Regions from separate parts of the Homo sapiens genome. Here region 1 is linked to region 2. The links are chromatin contacts, found by Hi-C in ENCODE. All regions are on one chromosome and are shown on one strand. The core of a region is the stretch at or near the end of the contact, and the rest is flanking DNA. Distances in the headings are between cores, read along the strand shown. Region 1 holds the start of LIN28B-AS1 (LIN28B antisense RNA 1). Region 2 holds the start of PNKY (long intergenic non-protein coding RNA PNKY).

What was found. Hi-C counts contacts between places; a loop is a spot of excess contacts on that map. Pooled maps may share reads with other maps.
Region 1: a pooled map shows a loop between it and region 2 (15-fold over the local background). The contact joins the promoter of LIN28B-AS1 here to the promoter of PNKY in region 2. A Hi-C loop is called at or near these places in 4 of 37 single-sample maps with no recorded cell type and 10 of 50 pooled maps.

Annotation. Positions count from the first base shown.
Region 1 is chr6:104,936,981-104,942,735 of GRCh38, forward strand. LIN28B-AS1 (LIN28B antisense RNA 1) reads right to left here and starts at 3,547. Exons shown (of 3, transcript NR_046407.1): 1 at 3,398-3,547; 2 at 3,198-3,233. It also overlaps a transcript of LIN28B not described here. RefSeq lists enhancers at 1-349, 350-850, 3,769-4,603.
Region 2 is chr6:98,829,672-98,835,436 of GRCh38, forward strand. It overlaps PNKY (long intergenic non-protein coding RNA PNKY), which reads right to left and starts at 2,029. Exons shown (of 1, transcript NR_148381.1): 1 at 470-2,029. It overlaps POU3F2 (POU class 3 homeobox 2), which reads left to right and starts at 4,903. Exons shown (of 1, transcript NM_005604.4): 1 at 4,903-5,765. The coding sequence starts at 5,203. RefSeq lists a silencer at 4,844-4,913 and enhancers at 5,552-5,621, 5,620-5,765.

The DNA.
Region 1 (5,755 bases), core at 2,297-4,796, 6.1 Mb after region 2:
ACGCCCAGCGAATTTTTTGTAGAGAGCCAGGTCGCCATTTTCCACAGGCTGGTGTTGAACTCCTGGGCTCAAGCGATTCGCCACGTCAACCTCTGAAGAAGGTGCTGGGATTACAAGCATGAGCCACCGCCGCCAGGTCAGTTTATTTCTAAACTCTATTTTTCTTTCTTTCTTTCTGAGATAGGATCTCACTCAGTCGCCCAGGCTGGAGTTCAGTGGTGCGATCTTAGCTTACTGGAACCTCTGGGTACTGGTCGGGCGGGCAACCTCAGCCTCCCCAAAAGCCGCAACCGCGGGCGCGCGCCACCACGCCCAGCTAGTATTTTGTAGAGACGCGGTGACCATTTTGCCCAGGCTGGGGTGCAGGGCCGCAGTCTCGGCTCGCTGCAACCTCCGCCTCCCGGCTGTCTGCTGAGTACCAGCAGCTGGGACTACAGGCGCCCGCCACCAAGCCTGCCTGATTTTTTGTAGAGACGGTTTCACCATGCTGGTCAGTCTGGTCTCCAACTCCTGGGCTCAAGTGATCTGCCCGCCTCGGCCTCCCAAAGTGCTGGGATTACAGGCGTGAACCACCGCGCCTGGCCAACTCTATTTTTCAAATTGTTTTAATGTAGTATAATAAATATAAAAGCCTAGTTTTTCAACATTGTAACACTCAATACTTGTAATTCGTAAGTAAAATGACGTGATGCCTGGGGTTTGCTTTCATACACTCCACTCATAAAAAAATAGAGGGCAAGAGAAATATGAAACACTGTATTTTATGTTTTCTAAAGGTCTTGGTAAGTATTTCCTTGAAAATATAATCAGGGTGCATTCAGATGCATTCATTAAAAAGCATTTCTTACACACTACCATATTCTAGGAACCGTTGTAGGCATTGGAGATATTAAGAGTAAGAGCCTGTTCTCTTTGGGAATAATTATTAGATATATTCTAAAAGTAAAGCAGGCCAAGCATGGTGGTTCATGCCTGTAATCCCAGTGCTTTGGGAGGCCAAGACTGCAAGGATATCTTGCCACCAGAAGTCTGAGAATAGCCTGGGCAACAGAGCAAGAACCTGTCTCTACAAAAAAAAAAAAAAAAAAAAAAAAAAAATTAGGCAGAAAAAAACCAAAAAAAACAAAAAAATTAGGCGCTTGTAGTCCCAGCCACTCAGGAGGTTGAAGATGGATTCTCACTTGTGCCCAGGAGGTCGAAGCTGCAGTAGCTAGGAAGGTACTATTGTACACCAGCCTTGGCAACAGAGTGAGACCGAGTCTCTAAAAAAGGGGAGGTTGGAAATAAGGTAAAATAAATTATGACCATGGTCCCAGGTAGAGGGATTCACTTTTATAAAGAAATTGCCAAGGTTCACTTTTAGAAGGAAATTGCCAAGGTCAGGCATGGTGGATCACGCCTGTAATCCCAGCACTTTGAAGGGCCAGGTGGGCAGACTGCTTGAGGCCAGGAGTTTGAGACCAGCGTGGGCAACATGGTGAAACCCCATCTTTACTAAAAATACAAAAATTAGCTGCGTGTGGTAGAGCAGGCCTGTAATCCCAGCTACTTAGGAGACTGAGGCACGAGAATCCCGTGAACCCAGAAGGTGGAGGCTGCAGTGAGCCAAGATTGCACTACTGCACTCAAGCCTGGGGGACATAGTGAGACCCTGTCTCAAGAAAAAAAAAAAAACCTGAAAAGAAAAAGAAATTGCCAAGAGCCATACGTAAATGATAAATTCCTTTGTTCTTATGGCTTTTCATTCATTTCTAATCATGCTAACATACTCCTTAATGCTTAGCCTATCAATGTTCATCATCGCCCCTTTCGGGTACCTTATATGAAATAATACATTAAATATTATAATGTCCCATTTTTTATTTGTGTCACAGGAGCATGATGGCATGATGATAACTAGTTTGAAATCAAAAAAAAGGATGAACTCTTGAGTGCTGGGATACTAACCCTGGGTTGTGTTTTAATTTTTTATTTTCTGTTTACAATTCTTCTCAGGACTTTAAATAGGTATTGCATAAATATACATCACACTTAAATGCTGAAAGGCTTACAAAATACCTAGAAACATAGCTATTAAAAAAAACAGTTCATTCTGTAAGTGCATTTGTAAGCTCTACTCATAAATAAAAAATTACTATAATGCTTTAAAGTCAAAGCATATCACATTTCAGATGGTGATATAATTAATTGCTGTTTTTCATTTCTAGTAATCAATGTCCACATCTTTTTCCTCTAAATTATATTTGAAATCATAGTGTAAATTGATACAATGATTATAACTAAGAATTGTATCTGAAAGAATCCTCTGTACTACTTCGCAAAGTAATGTAAGAAATACTTTACATACTTGCCAGTGAAAAGGCATCTTTAAAGTAAGTGGTATTCACTCCACTAGCTCAATGGAAAGTTGAGCAGCCATCCAGGGAATTTGCTGAAGGTGGTAGCCAATGTGGAAAATTCTTAGGAGGGGTCACAACAGGATTTTGCTTCTGATCAGTTTGTCTGCATTGATCTCACTCCCAGGCCAGAGATGCTTTTTTCTAGACTGTGGTTACCCTTGATAGATACATTGGTTTCTTAATCCCAATCCAGAAATTGGAAGGGAGAAATGTATCATCACACAGCAACGGTTTGGAGATTTGCCTTTTAGTCATACAATAGTAGCCAGTGAACTGGCCTTTATTAGTTACTTTCAAATGAAAGTGTTTTCATTTGAAAAGTTTTCCACTTTTAATTTGATTTCCTATATTTTAAATTTTTGAACAAATTTTTAGTTTGCTGAAATATTTAATCCCTTTAGTCAGTTCCACAGAACAGTCCAGATTACAAGGCGATATTCGATTTTTTAGCTGGTCAGATAATGATTGACTAGTACTGTTTAGTTCTGAAAGTCTGATGAGAAACTACCCAAAGTATAAGAAAGAACTATAAAATTATCAGGTAGAAAATTATAGGAGAGAAAGCAGTGATATTTTGGGAACATATACCAAAATACCAAGCTAAATATGTGTATATATCACAGTATTTTTGGCCCCAGATCTTGTGGCTCTTTGAGTGATGATGATTAAGTTTGTATCATCCAATTTGACGTTGAGTATCTTATTGTTTAGGAAAAGAAACAGCTGACAGTAGGTTCCCCAAACTTCTGGCATTGTCTACCATGCTCACTGGATTCTGAAATACATGACTATTATTACCTTGAATTGTGCTGTTCGGAATGATGTCCAGGGCATCTGTAGTAAAAGAAAAGAAGACCTGGGCTTCAGATATGATTTTGTTACCTTCTTACAGTTTTACCGCACCAAGGTGTCAGGTTGGGGAGCAAGGAGTAGCATCGTCCCGCCTCCCTCCAGTCGCACCCTAGGGACCGCCATGTGAGCTTCCCTCCCAGACTGACGCTGCGCGCGGAGAGCCGGGAGTCACAGGCCCAGGCACTCGCAGCCTCCACCAGAACAAACGGCGGCAGCGGCCGTGCGCGCCCACGGCCTGCGCGGGGACGCGCTTCGGGGGTTCGGGGGCGCCCGCGGTAAAGCTCCACCGCGGCCGCGCTCGCCCGCCCGGCCCTGGAATGAATGGAAGGTTCAATCTCGCGCGCTCGGCGCCGGCAGCCAATGACGCGGCCGGTAGCGGCGGCGGGCAGGTGTGCGCGTGCCGCCGGCTGACGCAGGGCTCCAGTCGAACCGCCTGGTGCCGCCGCCGCGCCCCGCGCTCCCCCACCCGGCTCAGCCCCCTCCTCCCCGCGCCCCGCCACTCGCCGGGCTGCGGCGGCGGAGTGGTGGCGACAGCGGATTCCGTGCCCGGTGGCCGCGCGCCGCCCGGCTGTTCCGCGTCCCCTTGCCGGCTCACAATGTGCTGACCCTCCCGGCCCCGCCGCGCGCCTCACAGGTCTCTCGACCTCCGCGCTCCCTCAGGAAGTGACAGACTCCAGGCCCCTTCCTCCGCCCCGTCCTTCGGGACTGAACGCCACACACGTCCTCACACCCTCTCCCCCTCTCACACCCAGGCTAGCGACGCGACCATGAGGCCCCGGAGGTAAGCAGCCGGCCCCGCGGCCGCGCGAGTGCGAGCGTGGCCGGGTGTGCGTGCGGGTGCGGACGCCGCTCGCGGTCCCGAGTCTGGCACGTGAGCAACGTCGAGGGGAGCTCCGTGCTGAGGAGCAGGAAGAAAAGAGGAGGCGCGAGCGCCAGGGAGGGGCGAGGACTGGGCACCGCGGGGAAGTGACAGGTCTCGCAGCAAGTTGCGGTTCGGAAGCCGGCGCGCCGCGTCTTTCCTTCGCCGGCCCTGATTTATTGCCCCGGTGCTGCCGCTAAGACGCGGGCAGTCGATGTACTTCCGGGTTCACACCTTTCTCTCCCCGCTCGGTGCTGCTGGGTCGGCGCCCGGTGTGGGCACTGCGTTGCCACAGCGGCCGCCCAGGCTCGCCGCTGCGGTTGCTGCCGGGCGGCCAAAGCCGGCTTGGAGCGGGAGGGCGGGGCGGGGCAGGGCGGGGGCGCAGGCCACGCGGGGGCGCAGGGCGCGAGGGTGCGGCGCAGGCTGGGGTCCCGGCGGCGGGTCCTCGCGGCCGGTGCCGGCTCGTCTGGGACGCACGGGGCCGCGCCGCCAGAGGGCGTGCGCACCTCCCTTTCGCGCTCCGCAAGCCGAACTGCTTTGTACCGGGCAGGCGTCGGGGATCGTTTTTGCTTTGGTATCGGTGATGTAAATTCATGAATTAAAATTAAGGATTTTGAAAAGAACGGGGAAGAACGCACTTGGATTTAGGTTGTTTTTGAAAAGGAAAAACCAAAGAGGAAATGATACGTTTGCAGGAGCATTAACTGACTACTGACTGGAACATTGGATGCGGGTGCTTTGTGAAGATTTGTACTCCAAAAACTTTTTTTAAAAATTGCACGTTGGTAAATATTGAGTGTTTTCGAGTAAAATCTAACAGTATGTATTTAGTGCCCTTATTGCGGAAATTTCTTAAATGTAAGTAATAGTAAGTCCGCCATTTTGAATTGTTTCATGTAACACAGAATGAAATCTTAGGTGCCTGTGTTTCCTTGAGTTCCCTTCAGTTCTTTGTGGGTTTGTTTTCATCCGTAGGTTTTTAAGGTTGCCAAGTGTCACTGTTCATGGAACTAAATTCTCCACTGTAGATTTTTATACCTATTATTGTTAATGCAAGGGGAAAATAAATTATACTCCTATTCTATTGTAGTTTTTTATTTATCGATCACAAATACTGTGGAAGTGAAAATTACACCTGACAACTAGTATTAGAATGAATTTAAAACGTTTTACAACATTGCTGGGAAAATATGACTTAAAGTGATTTTTAATCAAGAAAATATTAATGTTTCTTTTTTTGGTGCTGGTTATTACCATATTTACTTAGATAATGCAAAAGTGCTTTTTTAAAAAGCACATTTTTACGTCCAACAATAAGTATAAAACATCACAGTTTTATGAAAGCTTTCAGGGAAGATTTGAAAGTTAAGGGTGAATTCTTGGAAATATATGCCAATTTGTATGAAAAAATAAATTTGCTATGAAATTTATGCCTTTTTTTCTTCTGCTGTGAATTTGCATAGATTTTATAGAGGAGTCATATGATAAATTAACAGAAGAGAATGTAATAATCAGTATTCCATTTTCAATAATAATTACACCCTTGTCCATCTTAGGGAAGGTTCTTGCCTGCCAAATTATTTATCTTTGCATGTATGAAACACAGCAATCCAGTGTGCTTAATTTCCTACAGAGCTTTAGAAAT
Region 2 (5,765 bases), core at 779-3,278:
GACTATCTGGGTGACATGGTGTTAGATGTCTTCAAGCCATCCCTGTATATAAAATATTCACTTGCAGACTACAAAGGGGGGACTGTTTTAATGATAAAATTTATAACTTGAAGAAAAAGGGAAAGATATTAGTATCTATAAATACAGATAATTTTATTTCAAATACTGAATTAAGGACATTATATTTCACTGGTTTACACAGTAGTGAAGGTAAAATAGAATTGTTTGTATGTGAGGTATGGACAGAGTTGCCAAGCATATGACGTAGGAGAGTTTCAACTTTCAGAAAACTTTTCATTCTTCAAGACCTTTTATTACACAAGGACAGATGCACATTTAGGAATTTGCAAAATATAGGTATAGACAGTAACATACAAATTTATTGGAAGCTTTATTTCTTCAGGAAAAAATATGCTGCTGCATAATTAAAGATAGTAAGTTCTATCCTTTTTTTTTTTTTTTTTTTTTTGGTAAATGTTTATTATGTCTCTCCCAAGAACCAGCAACTTGGAAATGCATTTTCCATGTTCCTTATAAATGCATCCCCCAAGGCTAAAGTTCTTGAAGCTTTATAGCAGTTTTCATTAAAGCAGCCAGCTGCCTTTTTGTGTGGATTGGCTGTTCAAAGCTCTAGCTCCGAAGCCAGAGCCTCAGTTTTGACATTCTGCAGGCCCTTAGAAAAGAAGTTCCACTCAGAGGTTGGAGGGGGGCCTCACCAAATCAAACAGCTGCTGGGGTCTAGCAGAAGAGCAGGAAGCACAGGAATGAATGACTGAGACAAGGCTTTTTAAAAAGAGGAGGAGGAGTAGGGACGTTCAAACATGATCCTCTAAGGTGGATATAAGAAAAAGGAAACAGCAGTTTCTTTTTCTAGTTTTACTTAGGTTTAAACCAGCTGCTACCTCCACTCCCCCAATGGCCATCTCCTCAGAAAATTCTTTGTTTTCTTTTGTTTCCTGATTTCTATTATCCTGGGACTACATAAATAAGAAAAAATTAAGATCAAATGAATACCATTTCACCTCTGTTTTAGTAATTGTGTGCCTCCAGCTCAATGTATGGGAGTGGTCACGGTGGGTTTTCTGCCAACTCCTGGTATATAGAAATAAATAAATGCTATTTTATATATGGTGTGAGTGTGTTTACTAGATGAAATAGTTAATAAATTAGAGTTCAAGTTACAGTGCATGGACTGACCCCATAACTGTTACTCAGGTGGAAATTTGGGAGGTTTGTGTCAAGGTACTGGGTGCTACTAAGACCCAGGTCCGGCTCACTATCTCGAGGAGTGTGAAAGTGTGAGAGATAACATGGGTGTCTTTTTGGTGTAGTTCTGTTATTCGAGGATGTTTCCCCTCCACTCAGCGCACCCCGGCAAGAGGGAGTCGGCTCCGTTTCTTCAGACAAGTCCAGCTCAGGGTATTGACTGAGTAGAGGTTCCTCCGGACCTGGGAGAAGCTGGGGTGGCGCCAGCATCTCCTTACAGGTGCCTCCATCCTGTCCTTGCGGAAGGGGCTTAGGACACCCCGCAGTCCGCGCCCCGAGGTGGCGAGGCCCGCACGAATCGCCTGCTCAGCCATTGTCCTAGCGAGTGATCTCGAGGAGCTGTGCTGGATGGAGTGAGGGAGATATCAAGACACCTTGTCAGTTCAAAGCATTTTAGCGTTGTTTGAAATCCTCTCCACGTCAACGTAAGCAGCCTGTGTATTTGAACAGCTGCTTTGAACAGTGAAAGGGAATAAACTGATTCAAAACCTGGAGGTGTCTGCCCGAGACACCTTCAACGTGCTTTTATGCGGGCGGAGAATGGCAGGCAGACGCGCGGACTCTGCCCTGACAGGGTCAGCCCAAAGAATGGGCCCCAGAGCCCGGGGCGGGGGAGGAACCGGTGGAGAGGCCCCAGTCTGGACCTAAAACCAGCGAGAGCTCAGGTTTCGGGAGCCCCGAAGAGGTGCCGCGCTGGGAGGCAGACAAGGAAGCCCAGGGTGCTCGGAACCCGGCGTTCGCGCCAACCGGGCCCCTGGCGCCTGGAGGGGAGGCGGCGGTAGCTCGTGGGGAGGTGTTGCTCAGAGCCGCGGTGCGAGCCCAGCCTGGCCCGCCCGGTGATTGGCCGCGCTTGGGGGTGGGGGTGGGGTGCAGAGACTGAGGCCCCGGGTAGGCTATTTCTTTGTGTACTCCCGGGGATTTATTGGGTATATTAAACCCTGTTGGGAACGTTTCGGCTCCTTGGCCGCCAGCGAAATGAGACGGGGATGGAAGTTGGAGTTGAGACCTGGGAAGTCAACGTGGGAAGGATCTCAGCATTAATCGCCGGTGATGTCCTATCGCAGACAGGAAGTTTTGATGTACACGTGCAGCCTATTCTTGTCCCCTCACACTAGCGCCCTATGCCGGGAGGAGGGCGGGGGTGTGGGGTGGGGTGTGGAGAGAAAGATAAGAGGAGGAGGAACTTTTAAATTGATTCAGAGCCAGGCCGCCTCAGTTCCTTCGAAGATGTGTTTGAAAACTTCATTCTTCTTTCGAGTGTATCATCCTATGGGCTGCAGAAGGCCTTGTGCCTCGAGAAATGTGAAATTAAATCCAGAGAAAAGCAGACACCTGCCCCAGAAAGGTGGGGGAGAAGTATGAGCTGCTTAGCACTTGGACGCGGCCCTTCCCCAGGGCTGGATTCTTCTGTCCGTGGGAGCTCTGAGCTCCAGGTCCGCGAAAAGAAAGGCACGACATGTCAGGAGAAGATGCGGCTGGCGGGCTGTCTGTGCGCTCCCCAAGGCCCAGGGAAAGTCACGCGCCTAGCACAGGGGACGCAGGGCCGAAGCCGGGAGAAGGCGGTTCTGCCCGCCACCCAGCCCCTTGGCTCGCGGTTGCGGAGCCGCGGGCACCAGTCGCTGAGTCTGCGCGCTGAGGCTCGGACTTGTTCATTTTTTCCTAGCTAGACAAAGTTATGGGATTCCTAGCAGCCCCCAGGCGCGCGGCCAGAGTGGCCCCGCGCTTGCGCTGGGACGGAGCGACACGCTGTGTGTGTCCTCGCCTCGCCTCGCCGCGCGGGTGCGCGCGTGGTGGGGGTGCAGGTCCGTCCTGCTGGCGGCCTGTGGGCTCGCCCCTCCCCTATCCATTTCTCTCCCCCACACACGCTCATAAACACAGGACACGTGGAAATTCTCAGCCAAAGCGTCTTGCCCGGGCGGGTGCTCAACGTGGTGATTTATAAACAGCTCAGCCACTCTCCAAAGAGCATGACTCCTTGTTAGTCATGATGAATTTTCTGGCCCGCTCCAGTCTGCTGTCTGGATTCAGATGCTCAGAGGCCCCAAAATGCTCCCTCTGAGCGTTGATTTGGCTGCCCTCTCAAGCCTACGACCGCCGGCAAAACCAGCGATAGAGCGAGGGGTGAGAGGTGGGGACGCGATCCAGGTTCCCTGGGGTCTGTCATTCCCTTCCCGGCAGTAACTGTTGATTCGCTTTACAGCGCCCATGTACACACCCGGCCCTGCGTGGCGGTCACGCCGCTCCAGCCTGGGTCCGCGCCCAAGTTCTAGCTACCGGGCTTGCAGGCTCGGAAACTCGCAGGCGGCACCTGCTCTGGGCGGCTAAAGAACTGATGGCGCGACGCGCCCGCGCTCCGTAGAGCGGCGCTGCGGGTGCATGGTCCCATAGTCTTGCTCTGGAGTTCACTGCTGAAAGCTGAGCTGGGAGCTTGGCCAGGGAGCGCCAAAGACATAGACTAACCCCACCCGCTAGCGCCCACCGAAGTTACTGATTAGGAAGGTTCCCCTGGCATCAGCCCATTTGCTTCACACACTCTTCCTCCTTCCCAAGGGGCTAACGGAAAAGTTGCACCTACCAGCGGTAGGAGCACGGGGAATCGCGCACGCAGGCCCTCCGCGCGGCTTCCCGGAGCGGCCTTTGGCGACTGCGCCGCCCCTACAAGGCCGCACACCCCTCGCCAGCACTCCGGCAGCCTCGCACAAGACGGAGCCCACGCAGGCTTCTAGTTTTCTAAACCAAAAACTGCACGCGCCGGCGTGTGAATCTGACGGAGAGACTTTTAGAGTTTTGTTTGGTTTTCAGTTCAGACCGCTACGCTGTCAGAGCAAGCAACTCCGAGCCTTGATGGGAATGACTTACAAGCCGCGGTGCGGGCTGAGCCTGCCTCTCTCGGGGTTCTTTCCCCAAGGGAGTGGGAGACAATTGGGCCTGGAACCTAAAAGGAAGAGAGCCTGTGCTAGCCGCGGGGTAGAGGGGAAGGAGAAGAGCTTTGGGCCGAAGTGTCCGCACACCCTGGAGCAAGAGACACTTGTGCACTGAAATTCTAACCGTGGGATGCAAGGAGAGTTGAACAGGGGAACAGGTCTGGCTCTTGGCTCTAGGTTTAAGAGATACACACTGTGTGTGTGTCCCTAGGTGAATAAAAATCCGACTCCCGCTGGCTCGGTGCGACCCAGCTTTTCCCTTACCCCCTCCGTTTCCCCATCTTAAAGCCCTATTGGGAAACGAAAGTGGACACCACTGCCTCCCGCCCCCCACCCCAATCCAAGTCTTCCAAGTGTCTGTGGCCGATAAGAGCACCGGGACCGCCCCCCTGCCGGTCTTCTCTGCCTGGGAGACAGATGGGGGGCGGGGCCCATCCGAGAGAGGGCGGAGGAGGCCCCGGGTGAGGAAGAAGCGGGGGGGTGAGAACTGAGAGAATCTGAATCGGGAGGCGAAGGGGACGGGGAGGAGGGCTAGGAGGACTCCGAGCCCGGGGGAGGGGGAGGGAGTAGCTCTGCGCCAATCAGTGGCGCCGGCCTGGGAGGTTGCTAGCGGTATCCACGTAAATCAAAGGGCGCGGAGCCAATGGGAGGGGGCGGAGGGGGCGGGGCCCAGGCGCGTGCCGCTGCGAGCCGGCGCTGCCAAGAGAGCGGGAGAGAGCTGGAGAGAGCAGGGAGAGGGGGGAGCGCCGAGCTAGTCAGAGAGTGAGCGAGAGCGAGAAGGAGGGAGAGGAGGAGAAAGAGAGCGAGGGCGGGCGGGAGGCGGCGGCGGCGGCAGCAGCAGCAGTAATAGCAGGAGCAGCAACAGAAGGCGTCGGAGCGGGCGTCGGAGCTGCCCGCTGTGGGAGAGAGAGGAGACAGAAAGAGCGAGCGAGGAGAGGGAGCCCGAGGCGAAAAAGTAACTGTCAAATGCGCGGCTCCTTTAACCGGAGCGCTCAGTCCGGCTCCGAGAGTCATGGCGACCGCAGCGTCTAACCACTACAGCCTGCTCACCTCCAGCGCCTCCATCGTGCACGCCGAGCCGCCCGGCGGCATGCAGCAGGGCGCGGGGGGCTACCGCGAAGCGCAGAGCCTGGTGCAGGGCGACTACGGCGCTCTGCAGAGCAACGGACACCCGCTCAGCCACGCTCACCAGTGGATCACCGCGCTGTCCCACGGCGGCGGCGGCGGGGGCGGTGGCGGCGGCGGGGGGGGCGGGGGCGGCGGCGGGGGCGGCGGCGACGGCTCCCCGTGGTCCACCAGCCCCCTGGGCCAGCCGGACATCAAGCCCTCGGTGGTGGTGCAGCAGGGCGGCCGCGGAGACGAGCTGCACGGGCCAGGCGCCCTGCAGCAGCAGCATCAGCAGCAGCAACAGCAACAGCAGCAGCAACAGCAGCAACAGCAGCAGCAGCAGCAGCAACAGCGGCCGCCGCATCTGGTGCACCACGCCGCTAACCACCACCCGGGACCCGGGGCATGGCGGAGCGCGGCGGCTGCAGCGCACCTCCCACCCTCCATGGGAGCGTCCAACGGCGGCTT